Regions from separate parts of the Homo sapiens genome. Here region 2 is linked to region 1. A link is a loop called in an ENCODE intact Hi-C map of the cell type or tissue named here. Cell type or tissue: dorsolateral prefrontal cortex. All regions are shown on one strand. Links, peaks and the distances in the headings refer to the core of each region. The heading gives the core; the rest is flanking DNA.

Region 1 (8,642 bases), core at 445-8,444:
ACCAAAATCAATCCCCTAGAAAGAGAAAAACAATACAAAAGGAAAAATAAATGAAAATGTACAAAGCTTCTGCACAGCAAAGGAAACAATCAACGAAGTAGACATAATCCACAGAATGGGAGAAAACATTTGCAAAATTATTCATCCAACAAAGGATTAACAACTAGAATATATAAGGAACTCAACAGCAAAAGACATTCTGATTTGAAAATGGGCAAAGGATCTGAAAAGACATTTCTCAAAAGGAGACAACAAATGGAGAGCAGGTACATGAAAAAGTGCTCCACATCACTATCATCAGGGAAATGCAAATCAAAACCACAAGCAGATGTCTTCTCACCCCAGTTAAAATGGCTATTACTAAAAGAGTCAGAAAATAACAAATGCTGATGTGGATGCTTGAGCCCAGGAGATCGAGATCAGCCAGGGCAACACAGTGGGACCCCGTTTCTACAAAAAATTTTAAAATTAGCCAGCATGGTGGCATGCGCCTATGGTCCCAGCTACACAAGAGACTGAGGTGGGAGGATGGCTTAAGTCTAGGAGGTGGGGGCTGCAGTGAGCCATTAATCACGCCACTACACTCCAGTGACAGGGTGAGACCCTGTCTCAAAACAAAACAAAACACTTCTTGGCTATAGCAAAGGTGGTATTTTGAAAGAAAATTCATTGCCTTAAATGCTTATGTTAGTCTGGGCATGGTGGATTACATGTGCAATCCCAACACTTTAGGAGGCCAGGGTGGGAGGACTGCTTGAACCTAGGAGTTCAAGACCATCCTGGGCAACACAGTGAGACCCCGTCTCTACAAAAAATTAAAAAATCAGCCAGGCATGGTGGCACATGCCTGTGGTCCCAGCTTCTCAGAAGGCTGAAGTAGGAGGATCACTTGAGCCCAGGAGGTCAAGGCTGAAGTAAGCCATGATTGCACCACCGTACTCCAGCCTGGACCACAAAATGAGACGCTGTCTCAAAAAACAAAACAAAACAAAACAACAACAACAACTTATGTTATAAAAGAAGAAACTGTTATAAAATGTTATAAAACTTATGTTAGAAAAGAAAACATGTTATAAATTAAGGGGCTAAACATTCAACTTAAAGAAGTTAGAAAAGTACAGCATAAACCAAAAGAGAGTAAAGGAAGAAGATAGTAAAAACAGAAATTAAATAAATAAAAAGAAAAAAAAATTAGACAAGCTAAACAAAGCCAAACACTGATTCTTTGCAAAATGTAATCAAAGACACAAAGCTCTGGCAAGATAGATAAAGACAGAGCAGCACAAATAAATACTGACAATGAAAAGAGGGCTACAACTAACTACAGACACCATGAAACTTAAGATAAAATAATACCATGAACAACTTAATGTTATAAAATTAGATAACATATGAAATGAGTAAATTCCTAAGAAACACAATTTAACAAAACTACCTCAAGAAGAAAGACAGTCTAAATTGTTCTATAACCACTAAAGAAAATGAATCTGTAGTTTAAAATCATCCCACAAAGAAATCAGGCCATATAGTTTACAAACGAGTTCTACCAAACATTCAGGAATAGCCTACAGCAGTATTACACAAACTCAATCAGAATATTTAAAAAGTGATAATAGCCACAACTAGTTCTAAGAGGTTATTAGAAAATCTGTTTGTCTACTAATTAGAAATATAATCTATTAGATATAATTCATCATACTAAAAGAGTAAAGAGCAGGGAAAAAGATTATTGCAATACAAGCAAAAAAGTATCCTAAAATTCAACACTCATGGCTGGGCGCGGTGGCTCACGCCTGTAATCCCAGCACTTTGGGAGGTCGAGGAGGGTGGATCACGAGGTCAGGAGATCGAGACCATCCTGGCTAACACGGTGAAACCCCGTCTCTACTAAAAATACAAAAAATTAGCTGGGCGTGGTGGCGGGTGCCTGTAGTCCCAGCTACTCCGGAGTCTGAGGCAGGAGAATGGCGTGAACCCGGGAGGCGGAGCTTGCAGTGAGCCGAGATCACGCCACTGCACTCCGGCCTGGGCGACAGAGTGAGACTCCTTCTTAAAAAAAAAAAATTCAACACTCATTTTTTTTTTAGATTCCAAATTAGGAAGAGAATTTCCTTTTTCTGATAAAGGATATTTACCTACAATCTATAGCAAACATCATATTTAAGAATTAAGATAAAGATGTCTGTATCATGCTGTGCTAGAAATCCCAGACAAAGTAGAAAGATGAGAACCCTACTACCACACAGTACTGGAGGTCCGAGCTACCACAGAAGACAACAAAAATCAATATAAGGTATAGGAAGATTGGAAAGAAAGAAAACAAACCACCTAGGCTGAAATCCCAAACAAACTGGACATGCAAATTATTAAAGGTGATTTCATAAATGTTATGTCATTTAAGACAGCCATATAAAAGGAATCATTATTCCCATTTTCTCTATGAGGAAATAGAGGCTCAGAAAGGTTTTGAGCAACTTGCCTGAAGTTGAAGTCCCCCCAGCATATTAAGTGCTGAAGCCAGAATTCAAACCAATTGATAATTTCAGTGCTCTTCACCGTAGACCACATGACCTCCCCTCAGTTAATATTCACCCGTTTTGCCAGTGGGCTAAAGGACAGCTGCAATAGTATCATTTGCCACTTTAAAAACAGTCACTTGGTCACATTCACTGGCTAAGAACACCCTCCTCAGCCTGGCATTCAAGGGCCTTCACAGAAGGGCCATACACCTACCTATTGTGCCAGTCTTGTCTTCCACCAGGGTCCTCTATAAAAATTACTCTCCTTTCAAAGTATGAATATATTTACTGCCTGGACTAAGCTCCAAGCTAATCCATCCAAGTACAATGCTCATCCCAAATTCCCCCAACTTTAGCCATCTTTCATGATGCAGCTTCGACATCACCGATTCCATAAATCCTTGCCAGTTCCTCCCTAGTAAGTATGGTCTTCTACAGCAAATGTTTCTATCTTAAGTTGCTCATTCAATTCTACACCATATTATAAGTATTTGAGCCCTTATCATCCGTGCTAACTTGGGAATTACTTAAGGGTAAGGACTTTTAAATGTCTATTCATCAAGACATCTAGCAAGCAAAATGTACGTATATATTACGTATTCAATAAATGCATGTTCAGTTGAATAAAAGTGCTTTTATTTGTATACGGTGTTAAAACTGTTCTACTCTAGAAACAAATGACCCTACATAGGAATAAAAATACTTTTCCAATGATGTCGTAAATTATATTATTTTATAGGCCAATAAACTACAGGAGAAGTCTTTTTACTGCCACGACAGAAATAAACACTACACATGCATATGTCTGGCCACGCAAATGCTAGATGGAGCTTAACAACTCCATTCACCCTGTAATTTGAACCCAGATCTGTATGGATCTCAAACCCATATACTCCAGGTTGGCCTCTCCTCTTCACTGTAAACATCCCATTGTGTTCTAAGATTTACTACCTGGTTTATCTTCCCTACTACAATATGAACCTTCTGAGGGCAAGAAATAATGCCTTCATCACTGAATCTCCAGACCTAGAAAAGAACTCAGTAAATATCTGTTGGCAAATGACCATTAAATGTAGGAAGAAGCCCAACATGCTGACCCCTTCCAAAAGCATTACTGTGCGTCCTCACAAAAGAATAAAGAGATGAACTCAAGTGGGAAATTACAAGTCCTATTATGTTCACTATCTTCTCATTAAGAAGGAAATAGCATATTTTAGAAAATTTTCCACTGAAAGAGCTGAAATAAAAATTTGGGGTTCTTAAAAAGCTAAATTCTAGTCATCTAAAACACTGCAGTCTTGGATGGCAATAAACCCATAGAGCATAATTAAACAATAAAATTTGTCTTGAATTACTAATAAATACCATTACAATAAGAGTTCCAAGTAGCTAAAAATATCCCCAAGCTCCTGCCAATGTCCCACAGTTACAGTGTTTAAGTGATATCATCATACTGAAATTTACTAGGAATACAAGACCAGTAAGACAAGATCTTTTCACAGACCCATGGTAACACAGAAAATTTCAACTAGTCTATGATCTAGCATGTATACAAGAATAAACAAGTTTAGATGTAATAAAAAGTTTACTCTCGTGGTTACAGGTACAGAGGAAATTACTAAACACAATCCATTTCCTTTATAAAACAGAAGAAACACAGAAATAATTGCGAGAGAAAACAAAGGCTATGGCAAAACAATTCTGCATTACTTCTACCACCACATTCCATATTCCAGAAAATTATTATATCTGTACAAAGAAAGGTACAATTGATTTTGATAAATCTGAATTTTAGAATGTCTTTTGGATTATTACTTAGAATTCTTAAAGCTTAACTAGCACAAATTTCAGTAAATTTTTTAACTTACAATTTCAAGTTCTTTCCAAAAAAAACTGAATTGAATGAATTGCAACAGATAATGGCAGTTTGTAATTTTCCTAATTTTTTACAGCCAAATATTTTCATGAATACCTATATATTGTTAAACTAAAATGAAAACAAAACACCAATTTACATCATGATGAGTAAATCTGTTTTCACATCTGCTGCCATCTTTTTTACTTGCAAAAATAATCCCCTGGCATTTTCATGTTTTTCATATAGAAAGGACTCAAATGGAGAGCTGAAACGCAGCCAGCAACCGAACAGAGCCCTGGCTATAGCCCAGCCACAGTTGGGTTCTATGGGAGGGATGAATTCCAAGTGATTCCTTCTTGGTTCTGATGGTAAGCAGAAGTGCCTGACCCTCGGCCAACAGATGGACAGGGAAGACACAGAGAGCACACCCACATTGTCCATCTAGGCCAGAGATCAGGGCAGGGCAGGGCAGGGCGACAGGGGAACAAAGCTAACAATGGACCCGTGCCCATACAAATGGATGCACTTCCAATCCTAATACATGTGCTTACAACTACATGGAAGCGGCTGTGAGCTATTCATTCAATGATTTCCAACATACAGAGAGAATCTCAGGGTGGTGAACAGTACTCACAAACAGGCCTGGTACAGAAGGAATGAGCAGGCCTGTACTGTAAGGCAAACCACAGCAGGAATTCAGGTAGGAATCATCAGTCAGAGACTGAAGGGGCAGAATACAGATGTCAACATCATAAATGGCCAGCAAAAGTGTTTCCTTACGTTGCCAAAACTCTCGCATAATGACTTTTTGGACAGAAATATTCTTGTTTCCTCATTACAATGGAACTACTGTGATTAATCCAGCAACAATAAACAAATAATATGTTGTTTATTGTTAATAAACAACATATTATTTGTTATAAAGAATTGTTTATTGTTGCTTAACAACAACAAAAAATCTACTAACAGACCAGTCCAAGACTAGACAACATAAAGCTAACATAAAAATACAAAATCTGGACCCTGAACGTAAACTGTTCACAATCTGTTAGGAAGGGGAAATTCACATACATGAAATAATCAGAGAACAATTAAGAGTGAGGGTGTGAAGCTCTGTGTAGGGCTTGAACAATCAAAGACCTTGAGAATCATACCAGCAACAGAAAAGTGTTGAACCCGAAAAGCAGGAGAACTGGGTCCTTGTACTATCTGTGATCATTAAAGACGAAGACAAAGGAAGAATAGACATATCTGAGGCAGAAAACATGCTGGTTAACCTTTCATAGCCACAGAAACCCTGTGAGGTAGGTATCATCCCCATTCCACAGGCAAGGAAACCGAGGCTCACACCTCGGGCAAGTTACTTAACCACTGTGGTCTCAGTTTTTTCATTTGTAAAATCCAGGAATTAACATAATCAGCAGTTTTCAAACTGGGACCAGCCAAGCACCAGTTTTCTAGCATTGACTGAGAGCCCTGAAGTGGGCAGGGCTGCAGGCCAAATGTACCAAAGCCTCTGGTCAGCAGCTCAGTACCTATTTCTCCACATAATGTTTTGCCATTATAACCACAGCACTGAGAACAGCACTCAGTATATAATGGGTGGTCAGCTAAAAAGTGAGGAATGAACGAATCAAGCAGATGGCACGTCATCACTGACTTTAAGCTGACTCTCATTCACGGCGGCTCATTTCCTTATATGTCTAGCAATGTTTCTATCGTCAGCATATCCCCAGCTCTTCAGCAGCGGGTAGAGGGTAGCATTCTTCTTGAAAGGATTTGCATTTCTTTCTTTCTGCCAAGCAGCCCTGGGCTCTTCCAACTCAGAAGCATTTAGATTCGTTTCTCAGCTTGGGGTTTTCCAGACCATGCAGGTAGCATTAATTCAAATCCCAAGCCAAACAGTCTCAAAAGAGACTTTTTCTTTTTAACTCCATTTGCTGATGGATGTTTTTGTTTTGTTTTCCAGCCTGGTCTCCATCTGGCCTGAATGAGTCCCAGGCCCCGGCCTTCAGTGCTCACTTCCCAATTCAGTTTTAGACCTTCTGTCTCCCAAAAACACTCACTCCTCTTTCTCTTTTTCCCCACCTATGGATTTTTCTCACTTTCTTTTGATAAAGACTTTTAACGGATGTTTGCTGTATCTTTTGCAGTATTTCTAAGGGCTTAGAGTAGGAGAGTTTTCCAGAATATATGGTCAGCCTCATTTATAGGAGGGTCCATTATCTACCACTTTTCACTTTGGATGTGGTTTAGAAATCATTCCCTGAGGTTAAATGGGCGCAGAAACTACATAAGCCGTCAAAGGAGAGGAGGACACCCCAGGGGACTCCCAGAGGGTGAAGAAAAACACAAGCAGCCAATACAAGAGAGAGGCTGAAGCTGGCTGGGGTGGAGGAGGAGCCTGAGGTGCAAGAAGCAGACCTGCTGAAGCAGAAGGCTGGAGGCAGTTTATTTCCTAGTGAAAGGAGACCAACTTGCACTTTAACAGTTAGTTCTGAAGGATGACTGGTAGGTAAGTGAATATAATGATTCTATTTACTGGTACTTCCACCAATAAAGAGGACAGTTTAAGAACACAGTAGTATCACTTGCATATATAATTCTATAAGGACAAGCACACAGATCCAAAGTTGAATCAAATTCAGGCAGGAAACAGCACACAGGAAACCCCAAGTACAAGGAACTAAGATGAATGAAGGGGACGCTGTGCTCTGCCTGCTGTAAAGTGCTAAGATTCAGAGCACAAGCCAAAACCTTACCTTTTACACAAGAATTTTGTTATACAGAGTGGAAAATAAGTGAACTACCACCAGGGGCTTCGAAACATTTATTATTCTGATTCAATTATTATTGAATGTAGCTAGACATAGTGTTTCAAAATTTCTAAAAATGATTTTCTTTTATTACAACAATAACCATTTATGGAAGATATTAATAGTTACAAGTTGGCAAAATGAGGCTAAAAGAAGCCATAGAGCCATGGTGGCGGCACTGTATCTAGGTTCTTACAGATGAACGTCTTTATAGGGTTTTTTTTTGTTTTTTTTTTTTTGAGACGGAGTCTTGCTCTGTCACCCAGGCTGCAGTGCAGTGGTGGGATGTCAGCTCACTGCAACCTCTGCCTCCTGGATTCAAGCGATTCTCCTGCCTCAGCCTCCTGAGTAGCTGGGACTACAAGTGTGTGCCACCACCATGCTCAACTAATTTTTGTATTTTTAGAGGTGGGGTTTCACCATGTTGGCCAGGCTGGTCTCGAACTGACCTCAAGTGACCCGCCCGCCTCGGCCTCCTAAATTACTGGGATTACAGGTGTGAGCCACCGCACCCAGCCCATAGATTTTCATATAATATAACGTTCTGTATATGAAATAATTAAAATAATTCTAGACAGAGAAAGGGTTACCATGACATGGGGTTCATCAAGAAAGCATCTGTGGTCCTGGAAGATCCAGATGCCTGCTTTACACAGGTGTTATTACAATTAACACCAACAAGAATAAAAACTGTCAGGGAAAATTCAGTTGATTCTTGACTACTACCATGCCCTATAGGTACACAAATATAACATGAGAAAATTAATGGCAGGATTTAAATCTCGTAGCCGTTCTTCCCAGAAACTAGCATTACCTCAAATCAAAGAGTAGACACCGGGTAGCAGGAAAAAAGATAATGATCCAAATGTCCCCTTAACCCACATTTCAGTCAAAGGTTATAATCACAGCTGGACATAATGAACATTAGTTTGGGGTTCAGCAATGATTTATATCATCTAGTTCTTAGAGGGAATTCATATTCACTTATCAAAAGCTTACCTTTTAGAAGTAACAAATCAGTTCTATTTCCTTCAAGTTCTTATACCACAAATTTAAGATCTTCACAAAATAGTATTTGTGCACCTAAACGTGGAGATACTCAGCTTGACCCAGGACTAAACGAGAAAGAAAAATTAACTAGGGTTAGCGAGAAAAGGTTCCAGAAGCAAAAAGCATAAATTCAAAGTACTTAAAAATGAACATGCACTGTTGTTTTAAAGAATCTATTAGAAACATGACTCTTTCCGAGAAGAATATAAAGCACCTAATTAAAAGCACATACAAAATAAGACTGTTTATAATAACTTTTAAAAGGAAAAATAGAGCTAAGAAAAAGAAGACAGCAAAAATGTTAATGCAAACTATAAAAAACTTGGCCTGAAGTATACTCTTCATCAGGGCAAAGAGAGACTCAGGATAGATTACACAAATCTTATCAGAAATGAGGAA
Region 2 (8,642 bases), core at 324-8,323, 91 kb before region 1:
GTTTCATTAAGAGAAGCTATGTATTCATAATTTGAGCTTTTAGAAAAATAAATGAAACTATTGTCATTACTGAAGAATAAATACACCTGAATTGGTCTTCTTAGCTAGGTAGCCATTTACTTCTATAGTTCATAATGCAAAATCCACCCTACACAGCCAGTCATTTCTCCTCCACACTCTAAAACACAATCCGCAATTCTAATGACCATCAAGCCTGCAAAGGAGAAGAAAATAAAAGCAGAGCCCTATGACTGGAATATGGGTCCATAATGAATTCTCCAGAATTCTGAAATCTAAACATCTCTGAAAACCAATTGTTTTTCACTAATTCATTTGATGACAAAACTTGAGCTGACTCATTTGGCTATAAAATCTGTCCTGAACTGCCATAAGGCTCTATTAAGCCTTTAATCATCCCATTTAATGAGCTTTGCTGAAATATTACGTTTGATTACAGGGTGATGCCCCAGCCCTGTTTGGAGTCTTTCATACTCTATGGTATGTGTAGCATACACCTTCTAAAATCCAAAATACTGAGAATTCAAGAACAGACGCTCAGATGATATTATGGTGCTGTATTTACTTTGTGGAGGCACAGAAGAAGTCAGAATCAAAGAAACACTACTTTGAGAGAAAAAACTCAGTGTTAAGTTAAAAAAAAAAACAACCATAAAGCACCTATCTTCTTGCCTGCAGTCGTTTCTCCCAAAATCACCAAGAATCAGAGCCAAATGTACAAATAAATTACAACCCACCCACCTTCAGGAAGCCTTGCTAACTTACATATGCCATCATGGGACTCGGAAGGGCTCCCCTTCCAAGTTGGCAGAACCAGCATGCCACCACTGTCCGTGTCAGGACAAGAGCCTCAGGCAAAGATGGCTGTTTGAAACCTCTTTCTTCTTCTTCTTCTTTTTTTTTTTTTTTTTTGGAGACAGAGTCTTGCTCTGTCGCCCAGGCTGGAGTGCAGTGGCGTGGTCTCGGCTCACTGCAACCTCTGCCTCCTGGGTTCCAGTAATTCTCTTGCCTCAGCCTTCTGAGTAGCTGGGACTACAGGCGTGTTCCACCATGCCTGGCTAATTTTTGTATTTTTAGTAGAGGCAGGGTTTCACCGTGTTGGCCAGGCTGGTCTCGAACTCCTGACCTCAGGTAATCCACCCGCCTCAACCTCCCAAAGTGCTGGGATACAGGCGTGAGCCACCATGCCTGGCCTCCTGTCTTTTTATCTGAAGCCTGGCATATTGCATCTGGGCTCTTATTAAATAGAAAGTCATCTGTGTAAGCCCCCAAGTCTACACAATCTCCCCAACTTTCTATGCAAATAACCTTTACCACATTGCCCTGCCCTTCAGTACACACAAAACCCAGGTCAAGAACATTTCTTCTAGCCTTTTGTTTTACTTGAAAGTTGTTGTGAGAGAGAACCAACTGAGCTACTGAGGACATGGCTGCTAAGCACAGAAAGGCCATTTAAGGGCTGAGAAACATTGATTCAGCATAATACGTTATTGCCAAAGCAAAGGGAACTGTACAGTTTGGATGCCGGCAAGGGGCTGTCCGTAGTTCTTGCTGAACCTTTGTGGAGAGCCTCAAAGTATACTGAAATCTCAACTGATCACAGTTTTAATGTATAAAATATTAAAATAAAAACTGTGGACAAGACCCTAAAGTAAATGAAACCAGGAAGCTTGTCCACTTTTATTTTCAAACTCTTTGTCGGACCTAGGCAGCATCTTTAGTTCCTCCTTTCCCTTCAGACCTTAAATCAAGTCTACCACCAAGTCCTTTTCATTGTTCTTTTAAACAACTCTTGAAATTCTCACTCTCTATTCCTGCTGCTACCAGCCTATCCCAGCCCTAATCATCCACTAGGGCAACCACTGGGTGACTTCATCCAGTCTGATGCCCCGGTTTTTAATCTTCAGCCTGTATCTCCTCCCTAACTCCAGACTGCTTTGTCAAACTGCCCACTTACCATCTCCATTTCAATGTCAAACAGGGATCTCAAACTTCACAAGTTCAAAGCAGAGCTCTGGAATGCCTGTCCCAAACACTGTAGGGTCTCCCAGGTCCCCCTCCCCTCACTTTCTTTCTTTGTCCTGATCGAGAAGCATGGAGTACCTGGACCCTCTGTCTCTGGCAGCTGCATATTTTTCCCTGTAGGTCTGAACCCAAGCCGCAATCTTGAATACTCCCAAGCACTGATACAGTTGTTGAGGTTATCGCTTGAAACACTGAAAGATCAACCACAAGGCTAAACACGTAGAAACTAGCTCCCACTCCCTGAGCCACATTCTTTAAACCGTCATGAAACATTACACTCTGCCCCATCGTTGTGGACATGCCCAGGTAGAACCTCTTTTTACTATCAGTCCAGTCTCAAGAACTGCTGCAGCACTCTGTCCATAAGTCCCCTAATAACTGCTCTGGACTGAGCACTCTAGCGTTTAGTGCTTCTTTCTCTGGAATCCTCACTGGCCCTACCTCAAGAGAGTTGGGGCAATCCCTTGAGAAAACTTCCCTACCACTGCTTTTGGGGCAACTCTGGCCACAGGTTCATATGAGGAGAACTACCTCAGTAAATGGCAACTCCATCATCCAACTCATTAGACCAGGAAGTTTGAGTCTTCTCACACCTCAACTGTGATTCACTGGTAAGTCCTGTCAACTCTACCTTCAGAATACATCCCGAATCCAGCCAGTTTCACATCACACCTATGCCGCCAGCCTGGACTCTCTCCCAGACGGCTCCAGCAGCCTCCTAACTGGTCTCTCTGTTCACTCTGGACCTCCTAAGGACAGGCTGCTTCCCACACAAAACTTAGATTTCTGCCCTTCTTGCTCTAAAGTGGCATCATTCTCATGAATCTACCCACCAGCCCTGGGAAGATGATTCCAAAATGCTCTCTCTTGAGCCCTGACTTCTCCAGGTCCAAATTTTCAATTAAATACAAGTTCACTTCTATGTGGATAACCTACTGTCGCCTCAAACTCAACATTTCCAAACTGAATTTATCTTCCCCTCAAAACTGGCTCCCCTGGCCAGGCGCGGTAGCGCATGCCTGTAATCCCAGCACTTTGGGAGGCGGAGGCAGGCAGATCACCTGAGGTCAGGAGATCAAGACCAGCCTGGCCAAGATGGTGAAACCCTGTCTCTACTAAAAATACAAAAATCAGCCGGGCACAGTGGCACATGCCTGTAATTCCAGCTACTCGGGAGGCTGGAGAATCGCTTGAACCTGGAGAGGTGGGGGAGAGGTTGCAGTGAGCTGAGATCACACCACTGCACTCCAGTCTGGGCAACAGAGCGAGATTCCATCTCCCACCCCCACCCCCACCAAAAAAAAAAAAAAAAAAAAAACTGGCTCCCCCATCCTAACTGCTCAATTTTTATATATAATATCACCATGCTCCCAAGATAGAAACCCTAAAATTATTCTTTCCTTTTAAGTCTTAATATGCTTGGTATACATTATTATAATAAAATTTGGTATACAATTTTGCAGATTGCAAAAATGGTCACAATTCATCTTCTTCCCGCCTTGCAATGTGACTTTGCAGCTCCTTCCTTCAAGAGGTCAGGGCTATTTCTTTATCCTTTGAATCTGGGCTCATCCTGTGACTTTGGCCAACGGAATGCTGCAGAAGAGAGGATGTGCCAGTTCCAAGCCTAGGCCTTCAGAGAACTTAATGGGCTTCTCTTCTGTCTCAGAACCGTGTTTTCCCAGCAGACTGAAAGCAAGCCCAGGCTAGCCTACTGGACAAAGAGAGACATGTGGCCTAGCTGCCTCTGACATTCCAGCTGAGAGCCTATCAGCCCTCAGAGAAGAACTGTTTTGCTGAATGCAGCTGACCAGACACATAACTGAGTCTAGCTGAGAGTGTAAGAACCGCCTAGCTCAGCCCAGGCCAACTGCTGACCCACGGAATCCTGAGCTAAATAAACAGTTGTTTTAAGTACTGTGTTTTGGAATGGTTTCTCATATTACAATATATAACCATTATAAAATTTAACTCAGTGCATTAAAACATTATATTCCTAGTACTTGAGTCTCTGAGCACAGTGGAAATAAAAGGAAAAAAAAAGTCCTAGTACGTGGTAGACCCTCAATAAATGTCTTGTTCCATCCCAAATGTGGTCACGCAGAAGTCAGCCACCCGCTAGACTTGGCTCTTCAAAGGCAGGAGCCCTATCATGCTCATCTCCATATTCTCAACACTCAGCATAGTGTCTAGCACAAATTAGAGCCTCAATGTATGTGTTAAATAATTGTCAAGTGAAGATTTGAAATGTCTGCAATTCTAGGGCAAATTACATTTACATTACAATTAATGCATTGCATTACACAAAATGGATTACCTTTAAACTTAGGCAAGCTACTCAACTTTTCTAAATATCTGTTTCCTCATTATAAAAGCAATGGGGATAAGAGTGTCTTCCTCATGTAATACTCCTAAGGTTTAAATGCAATAGTTCATGCCACATCTGTAGCATAATACCTGGCACATATAAAATCATACCTATGTGGTGGGTGTTATCACTCACCTGTTTTTCTCTTTCCAAGTAAACTGTAAGTTACTTAGCCACAGAGATGTTACTGTGTGTGTAAGACAGTGCTGGCCACGTGGCAGGCGTGCTGGGTGCTTCATAAGCACATGGACTGCTCTCTGTACAGAAATCTCAATGGCTTCCCACTGCCCATTAAAATTTTAACTACTTTTACACAGCAATAATTTAAAAATCTTACCACCTCACCTATCCCATATTATGTAATATCACATACCAGATCAATGAGAAAGACATCCAGGTATAAGCAACAGAAACCCAAGTAACAGTGTCTCAGACAAGCAGTTTTACTTTTCCATCAAACAGCCTCGAGGTAGGCAGTTGCTGTCATTCTCCAGTGGCTGTCACAGGTGTCAGAGACAGCTGCCCTGAGTCCCTCAGCTGCTCCCTGTGGTCATGGGATGGCTGCCGCAGCTACTGGCCTGACAGCCACATTCAACAGGGTAAGCATGAGACAGAGACTGCCACATCTGCTCCTGTTATGTGGAAAAGTTTTCCCAGGGCTCCAGCCAACTTCTCCTATGTCTCATTGATATCCCACAACAGAGGCTGAGAAAGCATGCAGGCAGCCCTTCCAGCCTCTGAGGCTGTGGCAGATGGCATTTCCCAAAGACGCCCACACTAACAGATCTCACTCCACACGCTCTTCTTCAATTGTGACACTGAAACCTCCCTCTTGAGAGGTGGGATCTAAGTTCTTTCCTCTTGAATCTGGTGGGCTTCTGACTACAATGGAGGAGATGTTGTGTGACTTTCAGGGTGACGTAGAAGAGGTGGTGCTCCTTCCTCCCATATTTCTCTCCCCCCGGACATATGCCTTTGGAGCCGGGGATGCGGAAGAGGCCACGTGGATCGGCCACAAAGAGAGAGGCAGAGGTGCTCAGCAGGAGGCTTTGTCCAGTGTAGGCACCAGACATGGGACGAAGAGCCTTCCACATGCCCAGCAACACCCACCCACCATTCGACTGTGGCCTCATGACAGATGCTAAGCCAGAAGTGCCCAGTAGGATGCTCCCAAGTTCCTGATCCAGAACCCATGAGAGAGAAATGGTTACCGCTTTTTTAAGTAACTGAGTCTGGAGTGACGTGCTATCCAATAGACAACTGCAACATGAGTGGAGGCAGGTGAGAGGAGGTGCAGGGAAAAGGGGGCTGGGTCAGCAGGTGACAGCCACTAATGCTCTGCTCCTCCAGCTGCTGTCCTCACTTCCCCCATCGTCCACAGTTTCCGGCCTTCATGCCCCTGCTCTTCCCTGACCTGAAATCCCAGCCCTAGCTAGCAAAGCAGAGCCATCCCGCAGGTCGTAAGCCTGTCTCCTCACTTCCATCAAGCCACAATGATCTCCCTTGTTCCTGCCCATGACAAAATATTTTTAAGTTTAATTACTTTCAGTCACACTATTCTTTGCCCCCACTACTCTGGCTTCTTAAATCTAGCCTGGGTTCTTGTTCATGGGGATCCCTACATATTTCTGTATTATATATATTAGTTTACTCCAAACACCATCCAAGGTCAGGAGTAGCTGTTTAATAAGCACTTGCTAATGAAACTAAGCAGCGTGCATTTTACCCTACAGTGTTTCTTACAAACTCCTTCTCAAGATAAAGCTAGCCTTCTTCTTACCACTCAGTGATGGTCTGTGTCTTTTCCTCCTTCAAAACTCAGATCAAATGTAACTTTCCCTGTACACTTTTCCCTGATTAACTTCTTCCATCCCCAGAGGAAACACCTCTCACTCCTGTTCTTCTGCACCTTGCACACCCTTCTCATCCTCCTCACCTGTCTGGTTACACTGGAACTGTGTGTCCTGTCTCCTCACCAAACCACTCCATCACTGAGGGAAAGACCACCTCTCATTTATCGTTTTATTCACAGTGGCAAATGTTAATATGCAGGAGAAACTCAACAAGTGGTTGATGAATGGACAAAAAAGGAACACGCTGAATTGCCAACAAAAAAGAACATACTAAATTAAAAATTCCAACTTCATTACTTAACTTCTTTTTTGTTTCTGAGATGGAGTCTCACTCTGTCTGCCCAGGCTGGAGTGCCATGGTGCGATCTCGGTTCACTGCAACCTCTGCCTCTTGGGTTCAAGCAATTCTCCTGTCTCAGCCTCCCGAGTAGCTGGGACTACAGGCACCCACCACCACGTCTGGCTAATTTTTGTATTTTTAGTAGAGACAGAGTTGCTGCATGTTGGCCAGGCTGATCTCAAACTCCTGACCTCAAGTGACCCGCCCGCCTCGGCCTCCCAAAGTGCTGGGATTACAGGTGTGAGCCACCATGCCCAGCCTTAACTTCTTTAACACTTGGCTTAGGTAAGCATAGCAAGTCCACAATGTTAAAGAAAAAATAACACCTTGATAACTATGAAAATAAATTTTTAAATGTCCTTAATAAGCTACTTTGGAAAAATGTTACATTTCAAACCTGTTTTAAAACAAAAATATGAGTCCCAGGAGGTACCATTCATGAGTAAATTCACGGCTGAAAAGCTGAAACCAGGAACTCTTCTCTAATGGCAGCTGGTGCTAGTATGGTATTTCCTATGTTCATTGTTACTGCTATTGGAAAAGGATACTGCTATTGGAAAAGGATACTGCTCTTATAAACAGCTTTGTCCACTTCTAAGACTTTAAGAAGTAAAACAGTGAGTTTTTGAAATTACATGGGAAAAAAGGAATAAGCTGTGTTGCCTAAGTCAGTAGCAGGCTAGAAGCAAAACCCCTGCACTCTTCTATTCCTGTGACAAGTCTCCTCCCTGATCCGGCAGAGCGCCCATGAGAGAATACAAAAGAAGACTAAAGAAGTAGCTTCTCAGAGTTTCAAACTCTTCCCCAATTTCTTCCCATTTTGGAAAACCAATAAAGCCCAGAAAATACCACCCATATTTGCAATATATCCACACTACCAATTCCTGGAAAATGTCTGCTATTTACTTCTTGTTTTTTTTTTTTTTTTTCTTTAAAGACAAGGTCTCACTCTGTCATTCGGGCTGGAATGCGGTGGCGCAATCATAGTGCACTGCAGGCTTGAACTCCTGGCCTCAAGCAATCCTCCTGTCTCAGCCTCCCACGTAGCTGGGGCTATAGGGGCACTACTGTGCTTGGCTGCTGTTTACTTCTGATGAATATCTGCATCTGAGCAGGACTTTGCATCATTATGTTATTAATAGTATCCTAACGGCACTATTAAAATAAGTCAAGATACAGTCTGTGTAATCAAGATTTCCAACTAGCAGGACATGTCAACATAGAGATTCATAGTTTCCTAGTTTGAAGCTAAGAAAATTAAGCCTTTCTCACACTCATCTCAAGACAACTGCACACCCTATTCTCATTAGTAAGGTCTCCTGTCTCCCCGCCCATATGAAACCTACCGAGTTTTCAAGGACCCAGTTTGTCCTAAATCCATGTCTTCAACCACCAGAACACAGCAAGGACTCAATAAACATTTGCTGAATATATTAACATGGAAAGAATGCTACAAACACACTATATGACAAGGTAGTTGATGAATGAGTATTATAAATAAGTTCTGGGGAAAAATCTTTGTGGACTCAGGAGAACAAAGGCAGCTTCTTGGAGGAGTTAGCCTTTCAGATACCTAAGGTCACCATAACCTGTTTAATCCAAATGTCTTCTCCTTGAAAAGTATTAATTTCATTAAGACAGTATTACCACGTGGAGATAAACTCCATAGTTTGTAAGTGGAACTGAACAAATTGTTTTTCAATTCTGGTCCAAGTGCAAAGCCATCCACGATGACGACGATGACTGATTCGACTGCCACACTCTAACTGTTCACTCAGTCTCCTTGGCAGCAGTCACGTTGGCTTCTTCAAGCGGTGGCTTGTCAAAGGAATGCTCCAGAAGGAGACAGGACAAGAGGTGGTGAACAGCGCCAGCTCCTCCACTTTCCAAGTGCAGTGGGAGCAAGTCACTTAACCCCTGCCTCTGCTTCCTGATGAAGTCCCTGCCTTGGAGGGTTGACTGAACAGGTTAATGCAGGTAAAGTGCCTAGAACGTAGCCATGTAAGAGCTACATGGGCATAAGCTATTATTGTTGTTG

Evidence for each region. Hi-C counts contacts between places; a loop is a spot of excess contacts. Peaks named below come from ENCODE experiments on the same cell type or tissue, not always from the same donor. Only the 100,000 strongest peaks of a DNase experiment are listed, where the experiment ranks them.
Region 2: it touches region 1 in a loop (1.9-fold over the local background); 1 of 110 quality-filtered maps calls a loop at or near these places.

The regions. Positions count from the first base shown.
Region 1 is chr6:158,281,929-158,290,570 of GRCh38, reverse strand. It overlaps a transcript of TULP4 not described here. Among named protein-coding and RNA genes, the nearest start is that of TULP4, 26 kb to the left of the region's middle. RefSeq lists an enhancer at 4,358-5,072. In dorsolateral prefrontal cortex, for the core only: no CTCF peak of the experiment used is centred there; DNase peaks (open chromatin) are centred at 4,710 and 6,764; H3K4me3 peaks cover 2,232 bases; H3K27ac peaks cover 8,000 bases.
Region 2 is chr6:158,373,183-158,381,824 of GRCh38, reverse strand. The region is part of intron 1 of TULP4 (TUB like protein 4); the gene reads right to left. Among named protein-coding and RNA genes, the nearest start is that of SNORA116, 55 kb to the right of the region's middle. In dorsolateral prefrontal cortex, for the core only: no CTCF peak of the experiment used is centred there; DNase peaks (open chromatin) are centred at 3,802 and 5,045; H3K27ac peaks cover 5,186 bases.